4 separate regions of the Homo sapiens genome follow, and regions 2, 3 and 4 are each linked to region 1. A link is a loop called in an ENCODE intact Hi-C map of the cell type or tissue named here. Cell type or tissue: A673. All regions are shown on one strand.

Region 1 (5,000 bases):
TCCTAATTGTCATATAACTATGCAGTCTACTTTTTTATTGAAGTAAACAGCTGCTCTTTCTTTTGCATAATATATTTATTTAAAGCTTACACTTTGTGATATTCATATTGAAACCACTTTCTTACCTTACTATTTTCTAATCCTTTAAAGGTAAAATTTGAGGGTCAGATGTGTCCTTTTTAAGCAATGCATAGTGACATTTGTCTGATGAAGTTAGGTCACACAGTACTGAGGAGTCTGTCATTGGCTGGTGGCTCACTTTCACCTTTACACCCACAAGTTCTCACTGACACCCACTCATTACTTTAAATGATTCTCTTTTGCAAACTAGACCTTCTGAGTATCGTTTCTTGGCAAATTGCACAGGAGTCTAGCCAATTAATGAGTAAGAAAAATTTCCTTTCCATTAAGTCTTAAGATAATAGGTTTTTGAATCTGTTCTATCTAAAAATTAGCTTTTAAGAGAGGTGTTGATATAAATATAATGAATTAATATATCAAATTTCTTATTAAATGTTCTTGATACTGCTGAATATACTGAAAAAAGTATGAAACGCCTCTATGAAAATTTATCCTTGTGACCTCATACAAATCCTTTGTGCCATCTGAGGCTTACTTACTGCATCTGTACAATGAAACATTCGCCTATCTTAGCCATAACATCCCCTGCCCTACTCAGAGGTTTTGCAACTCTGTGAACTCTAAATATAAGGCAGATCCAAGTACTCAGTTAGGATACAAGTATTTGGGGGATGATGCATAAACTTTCAGAAACATGCTTTAGAATTTAGTATGGCTTACCAATAAAATAAGTGATAAATAGTTTGAATAAACAATGATATTCTGTTAAATTCTTTATTACAGTGTACTTTATTGGATTTTTTAATGATGCAAAAATTCCAATGTGATGAGCCAATAACTCAAGACTTTTTTCAGATAAAATATGTATTTTCAGGTTCTAATCAGTTGCTTATGCATTTATCCATTCATGATTATTTACTTAAGTAAAACTGCAAGGTAGATGCAGTGTGGTGATATAAAAATGGAAACATGAGTCCCTGGAGACACTTGTTTGATAACTGTCACTAAGATTTGTTTCTCTGATACCAAAGAAAAGAATTTTGATTTTGGCCCTAACCAAGAGATATTTCATTAAACATTACTTTTATAGGGCACTCTAGGTGTTAGGTCAAAAATATGATATATGTATTTAATATAACAAAGTTCTTTTTATCTTCAAGAGAAATGTATAACGTTCAGCATAACTAATAAAGAAGTACTTTTGTTGTTGTTGTCGTCGTTGTTGTTGTTGTCCTTTTGGCAGAATATCTTGAGGAACATGTGTTCCATGGGAAAGTTTTGGGGATATGATGTGCTTGGTGGGTCTATAAGGTGGAGTTCAGTTGACCACCCTCTCTGGCCAAATGTTGAAGAGCCTTTTTTTATTTAAACAAACAAACCAACAATATCATGAAACAATTGTTTAAACTAAATGGAAATGACTTTTGGCTGATATCTTCTTTCAATGATTTGAACTATAGTGTCCTGCAACTATGAACTAAGAGTTTAATGAAAACATATAGTTAGACTTGTGGTAAACTTATGCAAAATTTCTTCTCTGAGTGGGTCACCAATTATTTTATAGGAAAGCAGGTTAATATCACATTTTTCTTGCTGTGTGTGCAAAACAGTCTAGAAATAAGTGCAAAAATGCCTACTGTACCCCTTTCACACTGGCCCTCAAAATAATTCTGAATAACATAATTAAAAGAAACTTGACAGAGAAGACAGAAGTCATTTTTAAAATATTTTAGATTCTAGGGTAATGCTGAATTAACTTTGTCCTTTCTATGTTTTTGTCCACGATGCCAATCCGTAGATATGATGTTGGCCCACATACTCCATACAGTTCTGCTTTGCAGCTGCAAAGTAGATGAGGGGCCAGGAGGGGGAGTAGAAGTTAAAATATTGCAGACAGAGCTACCCTAAAATTCATGATAAAATGATTAATGCTGATGACAGATGGAGAAGTAAGCAAGGCCAGCCAGAAAACACCACCAACTGGTACCTAAGGACAAAGAATGAGGACTTCCAAAATGACAAACAGAACAGTAATTGAAAAAAAATCACATGTGCAATTATTAAAAAGGGGAAACTGTAGTAGGAGACAAACCATTTCTCAAATATAAATGCAAATGGTGGTTGTATATGTTTCAGCCAGACAATGGTGCTTCAATGTATCACCGTCATGAAAGAACAATGAGGCTTAGGCTAAGTTTGTGTGTTGATTTTCCATGAAATCCACAAAAACAGGCTATAATTTTCAAGTAAATAGCTCTCCTATGGTAAAATACTAATGCTTTTCTTGCATACCTTTTCTTTTTTTTTTCTCTCAGAAAGCACAAGATAGATCCAGGTAGCCTTGCTGATGAATGTCAGATATTTTAAGCTTCCTTTATTATTTTTTATTTCTACGAAGAGTAAGGCAAGAGGGAATAGTGCTCCACATGATGATATCTGCTCCATTCTGAGCAAAAGTGCTTTTAAATCCCCCAAGCCTGGTCTCAAAATACTCTCCTATGTAAAATACCAAGGGAAAAAGAAAACCCTAGGGACAAATAAAGGATGAACCAGATGATGACATTTTTTCTTTTGATATTTTTTCCCTTTCTAAGGTTACATATGCTTGCCTTCACTGTCCATTACAAATATGCTTTGTCCTTTAACTGAGTCAGAATGCCACCTGGGTGTGCCACTTCCTCACAATTATGCTGTAAATATGTTGATTTATGCATACAATTATGCATCTTATATTATATTATGTAAATGTGGCTATAAACCTAATGTAGACCATTCTTCAGAAAGAAATTTTAAAAATTCCTTGTAAAAGTTATCATATATTATCAAACTTTTTTGTTTCTCCACAAATATATGTAAACATTGAAACCCTTAAACGGCCTGGTACATGAAAGTTACTCAATACTATTGACTTTGTTTCTTCTTATTCCTCTTTCCACCTCAGGCAGCAGACAGGAAAAGAAAAAAAAATACAAAAAGAATCCATGGAGATAAGAATTGTATGATTATTATAATGTTAACATTTGTATAATATTTTGGAATGGTGGCTTTTATGGCAAGTTTTACGCATGCATCAGCAGTTAATCAATCATATTAGACAGAACAGTATGAAGGGTAAAGTATTCAGGAGTCTCAATTGCTGCTCTCCACCTTTTCCCTCAACATTTCCCCACACTGTCTGAGATCCTTGTTGCTGTATGGATAATACAGCCCATGATTAGGAAAAAACATTCATCTTGACTGCAAAGTAGTATAGGGTTAGTTTCCAAAAACGAAAAATATGGAGAAAAGGAACATGCATTTTTGCCAGTTCTCCCTCTTACTGAATTTCTTGCTTACCTCAAGCATAAATTTCCTCTTTTGCATAAGAGGGATATGAATGTTTTGAAAATTCAGCAGGTAAAACATTTCAGCATATTTAGTTTGGGCCCTGGCACAGAGTAACTTTTGTAGCTGCTATTTGATTTAATGTCTAGAGAAAAATTCAGTATCACTGCCCAAAATGGTTATTCCTTAAAACGTCTTTGTTTTATTATAAAAGCGGTAAAATCTTGTGACAGAAAAATTGGTAAGTGGAGAATATTACAAAAATAGCTCCCAGTTATATTTTCCATAACACATATAATTTTGGGGTACTTTTTCTAGTTTTTTTCTTTTTTAATCTCATGGTGTTTCATTTTTGTCTTGGTAATCATTCTGTACACACAATTTGGCATACTCCATTTTTGTACTGTTTTTCATATTATTTCATAACCATGAAATTTTAATACCCACAGAAAACTTTATGTAAGAAAAGTGTATTTAATTATTTTAAATTGCCTCATTTAAAAATTTAAGAAAATTTTTAAAGCAAAATACGCTTGTAACAATTATTCTTAGGCAGCTATTAAAATAAGTTTATTGATTACACTATGTATGGGTGATATTAATTCACATCCTTGCCACAGAACTTTTTTTTTTGTTTATCATCGTTTCAGCATGAAGGGATTAGTGAAGTACCTAGTATTCAAAATATGCTATATTTGAATTACTTCTCAGCTAGAGTAAATGCAGTATGCCAAAAAGATAGCCCAAAGCCCTGGATACACTAACAAATGCATTGTATGTGGAAATGATAGATTTTTTCTGGAAGTAAATTATTCATCTGCCTGGATCTCTGAAAATATTAGCCAAGCAAAAATAGTTGCTGAGAACACAGTAAATTTTACAGTATATTTTTTCCCCTGACAAAATATTTTGAGAAATTTGTTGGTCAAAGAAATTTTTATTTCTCCTCCCATTCTTATTAAACATTATTCATAGAAAAAAAATTCATTATCTAAGTTCCATGGACCGCACTGGAGTTTCATGGATGGACATTGGGAGTTTCATATGTTGCTTAAAATTGTGCACCAAATCTAGAATTTTCGAACCTTTCTAGATTGGTCTTGGGAGACGGGCTTTACTTTTTTCATAGCATCTAGTGCTGGACATAACGATGTCAAAGTTTCCTTCCAACTATAAAGAAATGTGTTTTTGATGGTCTGCTGATATGATGGTCTCAATGTCTCCCAAAATTCATGTGTTAAAACCGAATCCCGGTTGTGGTGGTATTATGGGGAGGGGGCCTTTCGGGAAGTGATTAAGTCATGAGGGCTCTGCCCTTATGAATGTATTCGTGCCTCATAAAAGGGCTTGAGGGAACTAGCAAAGATCCTTTTTACCTTCTGCTTTGTCATATAGAGGACGCAGCAAGAAGGCTCTCAGCAGACAGCAAATGTTTGTGCCTTCATCTTGTACTTCCCATCCTTCGGAACTGTGAGAAATACATTTCTGTCCTTTATAAATTACCCAGTCTGTGTATTCTGTTATAGAAGCACAAATGGACTAAGAAATTGGTGCTGAGAAGTGGGGTGTTGCCATAACAAATACCTAAAAATGTG
Region 2 (5,000 bases), 780 kb after region 1:
GAAGATATGATCTCTATGAGAATCATTCTTCAAAAATGGTACTAATTCCATTTTTTCCAGGCAGAGATCCTAGGCAAATTTTGGAATTTGGAAAAATCTGACTGACATAGTCCTTAACTGTGTTACCCCTGGTACCCTTCCCCTATTTTCTCATTCGGTATTTTTCTTAGAATCCTTTCCTGTAAACTTTGCTGCTTTAAAAATGATTTTCATGGACACGTTTATTCCTCTCATTTAGACTAACTGTGAAAAACTGACAGCCTAGAACTTTCATCCAGTTACCTCCCACATATATGTACACGCCCTCAGAAATTGCCATCCATTCACAACTTAAAGAGCCCAGTGGCTTCTGAAGGAAGCCCATACCATTCTGAAGTAGCTATAATTTTTAAAGACACTAAGGTCTCTAGAAATGTCTGGAAGATCAGGTCTCCAGAAGAATTGGCAGTTTAATTCTAGCCAGGGATCTGATCAGGTGATATCAATAAACATCTGTTGAAAAAATGCATATGTTTCTCTCAGTGAACGAGTTAATAGCTAATACACTTATAATGGCAACTCTGTGTGAAGTACTTTTCTGAGTACTTTATGTATATTAATGTGCTTAATCCTCTCAGCCACTTTTGAGGTAGGGACCCTTATTATTTGCATTTTCAGATGAGAAAACTGAGGCACAAACACATTTGGTAACTTTCTCAGAGTCAGTGGTGGAGTCAGTCTTCAAGCCCTTGATGTCCAGCTTCAGAGTCCATGCAGATAGTCTCAGTTGACTTAGTCCTAAAGGCAGCTGTGGGTTGAGGTTCCAACAGCCTCTGGTCTGCTTCATTCCTCAAAGTAATCTCCAAGCCCGAATCCTAGCATGGTGGTAGAGGTGAGGCTCCATAAACCTTAGAAATAGCTCTCCCAGATATGACAACATTTGGGCCTTGGACCAGTGGTCGTGCATCCACTCTACAGTAACAGGGGCTTCTATAGTTAATTTGATTCTCAGTTTTAAGATTACTAGAGAATCAAATGTTGAGTATGCACTTTTGTATGTTAGTGGGATATCTGAAGCAACATTACTGATAAAAAGTAATTGCACATTTCTGGATAGTGATAACTGGAATAATACTCTCTTGTGATAAAAGATACAGTTTTTACATGGTTTGGCATCTTTCTTTAATCAGTACCCATGATTATATAGGTGAGTCTTGCATTCCCTTCTTGGTGAACACATTCCAGACTCATAGATTGGGCATGGTGATGGCAGGCAGTGGAAAAAGCATGGGTTTTTGAGAACTGTGTTTGAATAATTTTTATGCAGTTTGACTTTGGGCAGGGAATTTTATCCTTTCTGAACCGTTTTCTTTCTTTCTCTTTCTTTCTTCTTCCCTCCATGAGTGAATGATTCGTTGTAGTGAGGATTAAAAACACTATGTGTAAAGTGTTCTTTTTGGCATTTTGTACATGAAATAATGTATGAAAACATGATACCTATTATCTGCTTGCTATGAGTTAAGATATCTGTATTTAAGTGGAATTAAATATGAACAACTCTGGGAGTTTGTGATGATCGTTATCCAGGTACCAATTTTTAGATTTACTTTCAAAATCTAAAAATGATATGCAATATCAATTTCTCTTGGTTACAAAGACTGGTGCCAAGGTTTTTCTCCTGATGACATACCCATAAGCCTTGTGAGGAAATAAAGTAATTTAAATATGAGCTTAATGCCAGCACAGCCATAGAAGTAAATACATGTCTATAAAATGAAGCACTTAATTCCTTTAAGTAGCTGCCTTTTAGGTTCTTTTCTGAACTGACCCCTTTTTGGCCCCCAGGCTCTGATGTGTAAGGCTGGACCTGTGCTGTGCTGAATTTCAGGAGAGAGTGTACAAATGTTACTCACAGTGTGAGTAGTGAGAGATGGAGTGCAGGCCAATCTTCTGCAGCTGGGAAGAGCAATTAGCAGCTTCATGAATTAGGGTCTTGTTTACACTGTTGTCCAAGATAATCATTTGTTTGTTTTAACTAAGATGCTCTATCTTCATCAGAGGCATCAATCCTCATATTTAAATGATAAAGTCTTTGAATTTCACAGATAATGTTTGGATTTCACAGCGGGAACCCCACACAGCACATATTCTCTCTTGCTGACTTTGATAATCAAGACATGAGCTATGTATATTGCAAGTTTTTCTTCAAATAGATATGAAAACACGATGTCATCTATTCTTGCAACATTTTTTACACAGACCCATTTTAAGAAATACTTTTAACATTACGTCCCAGCACACATACATACATGCTTGTGAATGCACACAGAGTCCACAAACACTTGTGTTCTTCATGTAGACACAGCACACAAGCTCAGATTTTTTGGTTAAATTTATGCCTTCAAAACACATTTTAAAATATGATAATATGAATATAATATAAATAGTTAATATTTTAAGCAATTGAAAAATTAATACACCTTTCTGGGTTTAGATGATTAGAAGACATTTATAGAAGACATTTACATTTTTAGAAACATGCATTCATTTCCTATTGTATTCTAGACATCTTGGCGGGTCCTAGAGACCCAGAGATAAACAAAGCACAATCCCTGCCCTTGGTGAACTTACAGCCTGACTCTCATATCATTTCAAGGCCCTAGGATAAGTGCTGGAGTGCAGGTGTGTAGCCTGATAGAGACATCAAGGTGAACACAGAGGAGGAACAGATCATGAAAAGTGGGCGGTAGAGAGCTAGGAGATTTGTTAGTAAAGGGTTGAATCTCATTTTGTTGGTTAATATACAAGTTTAAAGCAGTAATTCATCACATGTTGTAAGATGAGTTTCTCAAAAGGAGAAAACCTTTAGAGAATAAAGGTGGCTGGTGTGTTGTTCTGACTGATGGAGGGGCTTCCTGTTTTATACCAAAAGCACTGTATTGTTCAGGAGCAGCTCAGTCAAAAGACATTGGTCCACAATGACACCTGGGTGTGTAAAGAGTCACATAAGTTCTTGTAATAAAAACATCAGAGAGCTGTTTTATGACAAGAGTCACAGGTGTGCATTGCACCATCTGCTGGCATAGGGAGAGCATGAGAGGCTTTGCCAAGGGACAGATCAATGTTCTAGCCCTGACAAGCCTTCCTGGCATCCTTCTCAGGGATTCTCAGCTTTTGGACCTTGACTTCTTTCCCCTTTTTGACATAGAGCAAAGCAAGAGGTGGTTTAATAAATAATCATGAGGTATCACTTCTAAATTACTGAAAAATCTTTTAAATATCTGCATTTACATGGTTCTTTCCATTTCCTCCAGGAGAACACAGGGGGCTGGTCTATTCCCAATTCTGAATAAAACACAAGATGGTATCTATAAATGATCGGCCCAGCCACCAGAGGACCTCTTGCTCTCCTGCATTTCTTTGAATTTGTTCTTAGCCTCAGCTTCTGCCTCTGGGCCCCATCCTTCCAGATGTGAGCAGGCCAAACTCTTACTCTGCTTCCACCCCCTTATCCGCACATACACCATAAAAGTGCACCTCACTTTTTGCCCCTTCAAACTATCCTTGCTATTGGCTATAGTCTTTGCCCTCGAAATCTCTTCTGTGCCATCCTTGGAGAAAGGTCTGGAAAAGGAGAGCAATACTTGAACTCTCAAGGAAAGACAGAGGAAAGTTGCTTCTAACTCTCAAGTGTGTGTAACAAGAGGTTAAGATAATGACTAACTTCATTCTCAAAGTTCACTTCTTGGGGGATAATTATCAGATTCTTGATGGGTATTTATCAGTAAGGAGAATGACTAACTTTTGACTGAGGATTTTGAGTAAATGCTTCTATTCTTTTTTGTGGGGTACTACTCTCTTTATCTTACTGGATGGGAGATAGTTGTGGGTTTTTTTCCCTAAATAATGAATTAGTCTAATTTAACCCTTTATCTTGAAAATTAGTGAACAATCCTATAATGACTCATTTGGAAGTCACTGCTTAGCATACTTACTGAAAAACAAAGAAAATATGTAGTTGGAAAGCTAAATTGAGTAACTCCTTGTTTTTAGCAGATTATAAATTTCTTAAAGGCAGGTACAGGGCTAAATCTATCTTTGCATCTCACAATTTTTAGCAGACTTTTTTACACCTAGTAGGAGCTGGGTAAATAATAGTTTATCAACTTCACTGGCATAACAAGGCCTAATTACACACATGATCACATACACATGGATTACCTGTACAATTGAAACTGGACCCTCCAGGAGAGCGAGTGCTTTACTTTGACCAATTTAAATACAAATCTCAGCCTTGTAAAACATCAAATACAGAATATAATTTAATATTCTCTCATTGATTCATTGTCATAGTATGAAAATCAGTTATTGAGCTATATCGTGAGAATGGTGAATTTGTGCTGTTAAAACTTCACCTCCTCCAGGCATATCCACAAGGAGAAATGGCAAACAATGGGACAAAAAGAGGAAAAGAGATAAAGTGACTCTGTCAGTCTTTACCAGTAAAAGTCATGGAATACTGCTCAGCACATAGAAACATGCTGTAAGTGTTAGTTGCTGCTATAATTATTTAGGCAGCTCCTTTATTAGAATCTTTGAACTGCTAGTATACATTCTCTGCATGGAGTATAGAAACTTGAAAATAAATACAGCATAAAGAAATCAGAACACTTATAAATTTCTTATGACCGGCTATAAAATTCAAAAAATCAACAGTATTCAATTCTCATTGACCTTTTTATGTCCTGCCTCATCTCTCAAAAGAGTACTTTTGTAGGCAACAATAATACATATTTCCTGGAGAGAGAATGAGGCACAGTGGATGCCTTTGTATTTATTGTGTTACCTTGGGCAAGTTCCTTGACCTTACTGAATTTTAGTTGTTCCATGTGTATAAAGGAGACAGTGACATACCTGTTTCTGGTTGTGAGGTAATAAATGAGATACTTTGTAAAAGTTTTGAAACACTTCATGGGCACTAACTAATTTGTAATCATAGTATCTTGAATGCCTATTATGTG
Region 3 (5,000 bases), 1.1 Mb after region 1:
ACCATGGAAACCTCATCTCTAGCAGATGTTTGCAAAAGGCTGGCTTCCACTTCCATCACTAGTACTGACTCTGGGTCTCTGGGTAAGGGATCATCTGGAAGAGCACAGAGCCTCCTCCTGACTCTGACATGTGGTCTCTTGTCAAATATATTCACCTAAAGAGTGTGAGGTTTAAAATCAGACACTTAGATTTGAGTCCAGGTTCTGCCACTTATTATCGTAGTGATAAATCCCTTAACTTTTCCAAATCTCATTTTCTTCATCTTTGAAAAGGCTATTATAATAGAGTCTTTCTCATGGGATTATGGTAAAGATTAAATGAGATAATTCAGGGCCTGTGTTTATCTCATTGTCATATCCCTAGGATATACACTGATGCATGCATGTGTGTGTGTGTGTGTGTGCTTGCATATGTGTATGTATTTACATATAAAATATTTCTTAAATTAATAATTCAAGAATATTTCTTGAATAAGTCTTGGGAATTTCCTCCCAGCCTTAAAACTCTACAAGTTACTGGGACCCAATCTTGTGAAGAGATTGAAGAGCTCACTGAACCTCTGCAGCTATTACGTGATAAAAATGATTGAAGCCACTTGCCAACATAAAAGTGCCTTGTGCATGGTTATTAATAATACTGAGCAGTGCCCATTATAGAAAACCTGCAGCTTTTATGCTTCCATAATTTTAGTCATGCTATCATCCTCTCAAAAAGAAGAATCGCCCCCAACACAAATTCTACCAGCTCTCTATTTTCCAATAAAGAGAACCTTGCAAATGGTGAAAACAATGGCAGGTCCTTTTCACCTAGACCCACTCAGAAGTTAGGAAGGGATGTGGATGAGAAACATTTACCTTGCCCGACACAAATCACCACATGCTTGGCTGTTTCCAAGCTGATGGCAAAATCTTCCATTAACAGAAAGGGGAAGGGATGCTCCTCGTTCAGCAAAGAGCCACTTCTGAAAAGGCACTCTTTTATAAAACAAAATAGCATGAAAAATATTTAGAGAAAATAACCAAAATGGACTTCCAAAAGCAAGCTGAATATTCTTTTACATGACATTTACAACCATCACTTGTTTCAGAGATTACTCACACAAAATCTTTAACATTCCAGAAGCCTATCCTTTCCATTTAGATGAGACTTTTTATAATGACTCTACTTCCTGTTCAAAGGGCAGAAAATTATTGTTTAACATTCTGGATTGCTGTGTGTAAACATTTGAAATTAGAATGTAATTTGTTGGGTTCATAGCAAATATATAACATTTATAGTGTACATAAAGCACAAGTCATCCTCTATAAACTGCCTAAAATGGTGATAGAAAAGTTACTGTAATAAACATTTTAGTGATGTTTAGTGCGCTGAGAGATTGCCTGTGAGAAAATGATATGTAATATTAAGAAAAAACACTTGAATACAATGATCCAGAAAGTAGAAAAAAATGCATGGGGAAAGCCGGGTCAAGAGTTGGTGGTGACAGCTGATTTTTTCCACTGTGGGATTCATAGGTCAGAGAACCCAAACCTGAGGGAATGAAGTCACTCCAAAGAGAAGACTTTGACTCATCACTTCATCACTCATCCCAGGAGGTGAATGTTCAGACTGCTTTGCTCACCTACCTAGGTGTGCCAGAAAGCAGTGTGGCCTTGTCATTCCACCTCTGAGGTCTCTGTCCTGCCAGATAAAAACTACAGGAAAAAATAATTGGAGTTTGATTTTGAAAAGGAGGGTGGGGAGGGAAAAATAACTAACTTTTAAGAAGAACAGCTTCTGTTTTTCCTCGTGGTCACTAAATTGTCTTTGGGCTTAACTGTTTTGGCCAAAGACTTTAATTGAATTTTTTGAAATAGGACTCCAGTAAACTAATGCTTCCTCCTTTGATGGGGCCAGTATTATAGTTTGATTCCACTGTATTAAAGTTTTCATTCTTTAAAGAAGTATCAGCCATTTACATAATAGTGTAAAAATGGGCAGACAGTGAGGTTTTACATGTTATGCATCTTTACCCAAGATTATATTTCAAATAGGCTGCTAACATGTTAAATATGGAACTTTCTTCTAGATGGGCCTCTTATCCCTTCTTGCATGTTTTCTGAGAATTTTCTGAGTTCAATATTCAAGTATCAGTCAAAAGGCTCCAGGACTTAATAGTGAAAGCATGTTCCATTCCACATTTCATATCCAGCAATAACATGCTTCCACTGCCTCGAATTATTTCTCTCTCAGTCAATGTACAAGTAAGATTAATATAATTTAAATATTTGGCGCTATAGATGTTGCATTTGGAAGATGAGAAACAGGAAGCTCCTGCAGGCAAATATCTTTGAGATGAAAAGCCGCAATAGAAAGTTGGGTTGCATCAACTTTCAGATAAAATTCCCTTCTCCCAATGTAATGCAGACTATGAAGGATTTTCTTATTTTCAGAAATAAATAATAAAATTGAGGTGGGAAGAGCATTTCCTTTTCTTGTTATAAGCTTGTTCAGAATTATTATTAAAAGATAAACCGGGATCCTTCATGTGCTTGCTCTTACAGTGTTGAGGAAACTATACTATACATGAAATCTCCTGTGGTTTTGTCAGCCAGATTTGTCTTTATTTACCTTACTCAAGGACAATAAAAGGTATTGGTAACAGCACCCATGTGCAAATTTCACTTGTGGAACTACGTGATGAAGCCAGAAAGGAATCAGGGTTTTAAGAAGCACAATAAATACCACAGACAACATAGAGACCTGACGCCCCCTATTGTTAAAAATGTGTAAATCTAGAAATATATTCAATTAGACGTTGGACATCAAGTACTATCATTTTACTTTTGACTGGTGCCGTTACCTATTCAGAGACCTTCTTGGTCTTATTTTTACTAACATACCAGATGGACTGGTCCATTGCATCCCTTCATTATTATTGTAGCCAAGTGCATATTGTCATGTCAGGCATGAGGAAGGGACTGATGAGGAGGGCTGTGGCATACACAAAGCTACTGTGGAGAGCCCTGCTAATTGCCTTGTGGTCCAATCTCAGCAACAATGTGATTACCTGGCAGCAGTCCAGATGGCATCAGCCTCTACTCTAGGCATGTCAGCCCACAAAGGAGGGCACTGCCACCTGCTCGAGAAAGAGAGGTGAGCCCATTAATTCTGATTTACAAAGATGACACTGATTGAAGAGAGTTGGGCATGTGGTACCCCATAGCCCATTTCTAGAAACAGGCCACTGAGACCTCTTCATTCTTTCCATTCTCTGTCCTCTGGCCTTGCCTGCAATGAAATTACTTGCAGCCTTTAAACTCTGTTTGCTCTCTGGTTTTATTGCTGGCAGAAAGCTGTACAGTTTATCAACATTATCTCATATTGGAAGATTCCAGACAGTGGAATGGTAGTTGTTGGGGCCATTAAGAGATGGCTCCACAGTCTGCCTGATGCAGAATTTATAGAGTCTTACTGTGTAAAGTCCTAGAAAATACAGATTGTCTCATTAGATGAAATGACAGCCTAGCACCTTAGAGATAGAGCAATTCCAAGTACTCGCAGGCCTCAGGTACAACTGGGCTTCCGAGGCTTGTTAAAAATGATGCTGATAAACTTTTAAGATTTTTACAGGATACATCTTTCTGTGCTCATGACTTCAAGGGAAAATAGGCTTTCTTCATTCTAGAAAGCTCCTTCAAATCCTCCTTTGAGGAAATTCATATTCCTGTCTGTCTAGGGAAAGTTGATAACTTTGCTCTTTGTTCTTTCCTGTATTTCCACTGTGTGTGTGTGTGTGTGTGTGTGTGTGTGTGTGTGTGTGTCTTTGGCTGAGTTACTCTGAAGTGAAGGCTGAGACATGGTTTATTGAAGATGGTTCTCCTTGGAGAAGGGCAGCGAGGGAAACAGGAGGGGCTGAGCAAGCCTGTGGTCTCAGGTGGGGTCTAACCTCAGCCAGACACCATGGGGAGCTCTGAAGCATGCATTGCTCCACAGAGTTGATCTCACTCTTAGTAAGGGAATTATCCTTTTGCCCTCTGTCAGTCAGGTATAATCCTCCATGGAGAGGAGGGATGGAAAGGGGTTGCTGTGACCTCTAGGTCAGGAGGATTTAGCTTGGTCTAGGAGAGTGGTTCTCAAGAAGTGACCCATAGACTAGCAGAATCAATAGCACCTAGGAATTTGTTATAAATGCTAGTTCTCAGAAATCTCCCCAGACGTACTGAATGAGAAACTCTGAGAATGGGGTCCAGATCTATGAGGGTTAACAAGCCCCCCAGGTGATTCTGATTCATTATAAAATTTGAGAACCACTAGTTGAGGTCAATTCCTTGGAGAAGGGGGTGTCTCTGAGCATGTAGCAGTCATCACTCACAGCAGCTGCAGGATGGTTGCACAACCCTGATGAAAGGGGTCATTTGTATTTATTTATTTTTTATTCTTTAACTTTTATTTTACATTCAGGGGGTACATGTGCAGGTTTGTCACATGGGTAAATTGCATGTTGCTGGGGTTTGGTGTACAAAAGATTTTGTCAACCAGATTGTGAGCATAATATTTGATAGGTAGTTTTACTATCGTCACCCTCCTCCCACTCTCTGCCCGCAGATAGGCTCCAGTGTCTATTTTTTCCCTTCTTTGAGTACATGTGTATTCAACATTTAGCTCTCACTTATAAATAAGAACATGCAGTGTTGAATAGGGACATCTCTTTGTTGAACAGGGAGTCCTTTCCCCATTGTTAGTTATGGTTGACTTTGTTGAAGATTAGATGGTTGAAGGTGTGTGACTTTATTTTGGGGTTCTCTATTATGCTCCATTGGTCTATGTGTCTGTTTTTGTACCAGTACCATGCTGTTTCGGTTACCTTACAGCATAGTTTGAAGTCAGGTAGTATGATGTCTCCAGATTTGTTCTATTTGCTTAGGATTGCTTGGGCTATTCAGGTTTTTGTTTTTGTTTTTGTTTTTGTTTTTGGTTCCATATGAATTTTAGATTAGTTTTTTTCCTGGTTCTGTGA
Region 4 (5,000 bases), 1.0 Mb after region 1:
CAAGGAACATAAAATGTACCATATATTTTGTTGAGAAAAATTATATACTTACTTTACAGGAAGGGAGTCTTGATCCAGACCCCAAGAGAGGGTTCTTGGATCTCACACAAGAAAGAATTCAGGCCAAGTCCATACAGTAAAGTGAAAGCAAGTTTATTAGGAGAGTGAAGGAATAAAAGAACAGCTATTCCATAGACAGAGCAGCCCCAAGGGCTGCTGGTTGTTCATTTCTATGATTATTTCTTTATGACCCCAATGGCTGCTGGTTGTCCATTTTTATGGTTATTTCTTGAGCAAATGCTAAACGAGGGGTGGTTTATTCATGCCTCCCCCTTTTAGACCATAAGTGGTAACTTCCTGATGTTGCCATGGCATCTGTAAACTGTCATGGCACTGGTGGGTGTATAGCTGTGAGGATAAACTGAGGTCACTCTTGTGGCCATCTTGGTTTTGGTGGGTTTGGGCCGTCTTTGTTACTGTGACTTGTTTTATCAGCAAGGTTTTTATGACCTGCATTTTGTGCTGACCTACTATCTCATCCCATGACTTGGAATGCCTTAACCATCTGGGAATGCAGCCCAGTAGGTTTCAGCCTCATTTTACCTAACTACTATTTAAGATGGAGTTGCTCAGGTTCACACACGTCTGACACCTACACATATATGGAATAACACAGAGATTTCAATAGTAGTGCCATTTAAAGCACCAAACAGAAACCACAAAATTTTTATTAATTAGGGCTAGTAAAAGAAAATGTGATACATCAATAAAACAGCATACCACATTAAATACTACGTGTATGTCTTTGTTCAAGAGAAAATCATAAGGTACAGAACATTGTGTGAATATTATTGTTCCGCTTGGATTTACTGGAAGAATGTATACTGTACATGAAACTGGGAGATTAGGATTATAGCTAGTGTTAGGGTTAGTGTTTGGGGCAGAAGCTCGAAAGTCAAGCTTACAAGGAAGACTAAGTTTTCACTGTATATTCTTTATAATATTTAAATTTTTACCAGATGCTTACATTAGCTTTTTTTTAAAGAAAAGATAACATCTCCAGATGATTTAGACAAAAGACAAGACATGTAAAAATTGCAGAGAAATCTGAGACAAGGCTTAATATTCAAATAAAACCAGAATGAATTTCAGAATATTCCTTCCAAAGCATTCTTCTTTTAAGATATGACATTATAGCTCAAGGGATCAGAGTCAATATTCTTGGATAGCTAGAACTTTTTGTAATGACTTTCCTGTTCTTTTTGTTCCAAGAGTATCACCTTCATTTAGTATATACCTGAAAGAGTCAGGAAAACTTACTTGGTGCTAGTTAGTTGCAGGTTTTGGCAGCCAAGGCTGTAGATAAGCAAAGGGGAATCTTTCAAATTTCTCATTTATGATATTTAAAAACACATTTAATCTGTGTGAGCAGGTTTAGAAGTACTGTAAATCATTTTGTGTGAATTGTAATGATAAATTATAGACTGAAGAACGCCCTGAGAGTAGGTATGATGTTTCGTATGCCTGAATGGTCTTGGACTGGGACATTGCCCAAGTCCCAAAGTACATTGGCTTCCTTATAAAAGTATTTCCAACTGTTTTAGCTAACTCTTCTTTCTGTCCTCAAAGTTACCAAAGAACACAGAAATTATGCAAAAGTGGGTTCTAATACAGTTTTACTTTTATATAGATAAGGCATATAATCCCACTAAAATTTGTTATATACAAATGAGTCAAAGATGACTTTTGTGAATTGGCCCCTAGGTTGCTTACTTCTTCAGTATAACTGAAATTTTTATATAGCAGATGGTTTTAAACATAGCCCAAACAAGCACATTTTAGCCATTTAGAACCTGACTGCTTTGCATACGATGGTAAAAATCTGGTAGCCATAGATGAGAATAATTTCTGGTGCTGTTGAGCAGACATCACTCAGATAGGTAAGCCTCCTTTCTGATCTTCCTCTCCCCAGGAATTCCCTTTCCCTCTTCCTCTTCTGAGTAGAAACCCCCACTGCCTCTAGCCTCTGGCCAGATGCCTGCTATGAAGGACTTGCCTGCATGCAAACCTGTCAAAGCAACACTCAATAAAGCTTGTGTGCGCTACTGCCACCTCGTGGTCGATTATTTTCCTTACTTAGCCCCCAAATCCCTTGAATTGTAGCTCCTCCAAATTGAAATGATTTTTTTTTGAATTATAGTAATATAACTTCGAGATAATTACCTAGTTCTGATTAGAAGATGCAATTTGTAGGGTGAAAATAAATTGTTGTTAACTTGCCTTGGAGAAAAAAACTGAATTGCATGGGTTATCACTACAAAGAGGTTGAACTTTCTCATTTCTAATTTACAGTCTGAAGATAATGAGCTATTGTTAGGTTATGTAGTCGACTTAAGGTCACATAATTAATGACCTCTTAGGTTTTGAACTTAGGATATTGTTTAAAGAAAAAGCTTAGACTAATAAAATTTAACAGAATTTAACTGAGCAAAGACTGATTCGTAGAATCGGGCAGCACCCAGAACCAGAATACGTTTAGAGTGGCCCCAGGGCTGTCACGTGGTCAGACAACTTTTAGGGACAGATAAAGAACAGTGATTTACAGAAAATGGAAATGAGCTACAGAAACAGCTGGATGGGTTACAGTTGAGCCTTCAGTTAATTTGAATCTGCCTTCAACAGTTGATTGCTGGTGATGGGCTGAGACTGTTTCTTTTTAATAGAGTAGGTTACTGTCTGTTTACACATCAGATGAGGTTACAGTTAAATATGTTGGATGAAACCTTTAAGTTTGATATTTCCTTTTTCCAAATTGTCTGTCTTTTCTTCTTTTACAAAGTAATAAGGTTTATCTTCTTTTTCTATCTTCTCTTAATTTTTTAAATTGATGGAATTTGAGTTTTTACTTCAAATTTCAGCTATTATAAACAAATAATTTTGTGTTTTGTGCTGTATTGGCCCGTTCTCACACTGCTATAAAGAAATACCTGAGACTGGATAATTTATAAAGGAAAGAAGTTTAATTGACTCACAGCTCCACATGGCTGCAGAGGCCTCAGGAAACTTACAGTCATGGCGGGGAGGCAAAGGAGAAGCAAGTACTTTTTTAACAAGGTGGCAGGAGAGGGTGAAGAGGGAAGAGGCCATTATAAAACCATCAGGTCTCATGAGAACTCACTCACTATCAGGAGAACAGCATGAGGGAAACTGCCCCCCATGAGCCAATCACCTCCCACCAGGTCCCTCCCGCAACACGTGGGGATTACAATTCCTATTGCAATTTGAGATGAGATTCTGATGAGGACACAGCCAAACCATATTTTGTGCATTAAACAATCTTACGCATTTAACCTTACACTTATGTGATTATTTATGTATCTTTCAAAAGTCTTGGTTGCAAGTAACAGAAACCAAACCTGGTTACCTTAAAAAGTAAAAAAGAGTGCATCGAGGGGCCGTATTTTCCTCATGGAGATGAATGGAACCTGGGAGAGAACTTTGAAGATAAGTAGGAATCAATTAAACTCCAGAGGGCTGGGCAGCAGGAATGCTAGGGAAGGGTTTCAGCACAACAATTCATTCATTAAAGTCATTACAATGAAACAAAACATCTCTAAACTGCCTTACCACCCTGTGACATCAACTTGAGGAGATAAAGTTATGGGAGCCAGCTCCTGATTGGCAGAAGTCACTTGTTTTCTGAGTGAGGAGAGGATGCATGCGACCACTTCAGCTTCCATAGAGGACAGTTGCTTCTACCTGACAGGTATCTCCAAATCACATAGGTGAAAAGAGTGCACTCATTATGGGTTTAAATTGCATTTTAGGAAATTTGAAAATTTTGAGTTAAGATAAGAATGTTTTAAAAATAAAATCCATTTGACTTCCCATTTTCTATTAGGGTATGAGTCATTTTCTTACTAATTAGTAAGAGTTATTTCTATAATAAGACAATTAGTTCTCTGTTACAGGTAATTAAAATATTAAAAATTGATTTGACTTTTTATTATATATTTTAATATGCATATGTATCATTTTCTTTTCCTTCTATGCACTATTTTGCTAGTCTTACAAAGTCATCTCCAACTGCAAGATTATTGTCATAAAAACAAAGCAAAAGCCTCTTGTTCTTATTTTAAAAACTTCCATGGTTTTGTTTTCAGTATCTAAAAATTCTACCCATTACCTGGAATTTATTTTAATACTAGAAATAAAGCAGCATTCAAGCTTTATTAATTTTAAAAAATTGATTTGTTGGTTGCCTCTTGTCTCAAATGACTAAAATGCTATCTGCATCATAAAATTAATTCTTACATATATTTAGCTTTACTTTTGGACAATGCATTATTTTCTGTATATTTTAATTATTGTATACTTATATATGTTTTAAAATCTGATTGGACTAGTTCCTCTTCCTTATTCTTACTTTTCAGAACTTTCCGAGAACTGTTTCTACTTATTTTTACATATTAATTCTAAATGTAGCTCTACTGATTTCTTAAAAAATATTTTGGTTTGGGGACATTTTACATTTATGTATTATGGAGAATGGATATCTATAAAATATTGAAACTTTCAAGGAAAGAAGCATTTTATTTTTTTTACATGCTTTTGTTTATTTTTTAACCAACCAAAATTCTGATAACCTCATATCCATTGTATGGACATAGCACACTTTGATTATCCCTTCATCAGTTGATGGACATTTGGGTTGTTTCCATATTCTGGCTATTAATAAAAATGCTGCCATGGACATTCATGTACAGGTTTTTGTGTAGACATATGTCATTTCTTGGGTATAGATCTAGAAGTGAAATTGCTGGGTCATATGATAACTTTATGTTTAATATTTTGAGGATCGTCAAACAGTTTTCCAAAGTGGCTCTACCATTTGACAGGCTAATCAGCAATATATGAGACTTCCAGTTTATCTACATCCTTGCCAAGATGTTTTATTATAGTCATACTAAATAGTAAATGTGAAGTGGTATCTCAAGCTG

Evidence for each region. Peaks named below come from ENCODE experiments on the same cell type or tissue, not always from the same donor. Only the 100,000 strongest peaks of a DNase experiment are listed, where the experiment ranks them.
Region 2: a loop joins it to region 1, with 2.4 times the contacts of the local background. A loop is called at or near these places in 5 of 110 quality-filtered maps.
Region 3: it touches region 1 in a loop (7-fold over the local background); 2 of 110 quality-filtered maps call a loop at or near these places.
Region 4: it touches region 1 in a loop (5-fold over the local background); 5 of 110 quality-filtered maps call a loop at or near these places.

Annotation. Positions count from the first base shown.
Region 1 is chr3:34,880,982-34,885,981 of GRCh38, forward strand. The region is part of intron 2 of LOC101928135 (a long non-coding RNA gene); the gene reads right to left. Among named protein-coding and RNA genes, the nearest start is that of LINC01811, 720 kb to the left of the region's middle. In A673, a CTCF peak has its summit at 1,948 (motif pointing right); a DNase peak (open chromatin) is centred at 1,950; H3K27ac peaks cover 558 bases.
Region 2 is chr3:35,656,946-35,661,945 of GRCh38, forward strand. All of the region lies in intron 1 of ARPP21 (cAMP regulated phosphoprotein 21), which reads left to right. Among named protein-coding and RNA genes, the nearest start is that of ARPP21-AS1, 7.5 kb to the left of the region's middle. In A673, a CTCF peak has its summit at 3,069 (motif pointing left); no DNase peak of the experiment used is centred here.
Region 3 is chr3:35,943,973-35,948,972 of GRCh38, forward strand. No RefSeq gene overlaps it. Among named protein-coding and RNA genes, the nearest start is that of MIR128-2, 200 kb to the left of the region's middle. In A673, a CTCF peak has its summit at 2,762; a DNase peak (open chromatin) is centred at 2,719; H3K4me3 peaks cover 461 bases; H3K27ac peaks cover 955 bases.
Region 4 is chr3:35,906,466-35,911,465 of GRCh38, forward strand. No RefSeq gene overlaps it. Among named protein-coding and RNA genes, the nearest start is that of MIR128-2, 160 kb to the left of the region's middle. In A673, CTCF peaks have their summits at 2,111 (motif pointing left) and 2,324; a DNase peak (open chromatin) is centred at 2,076.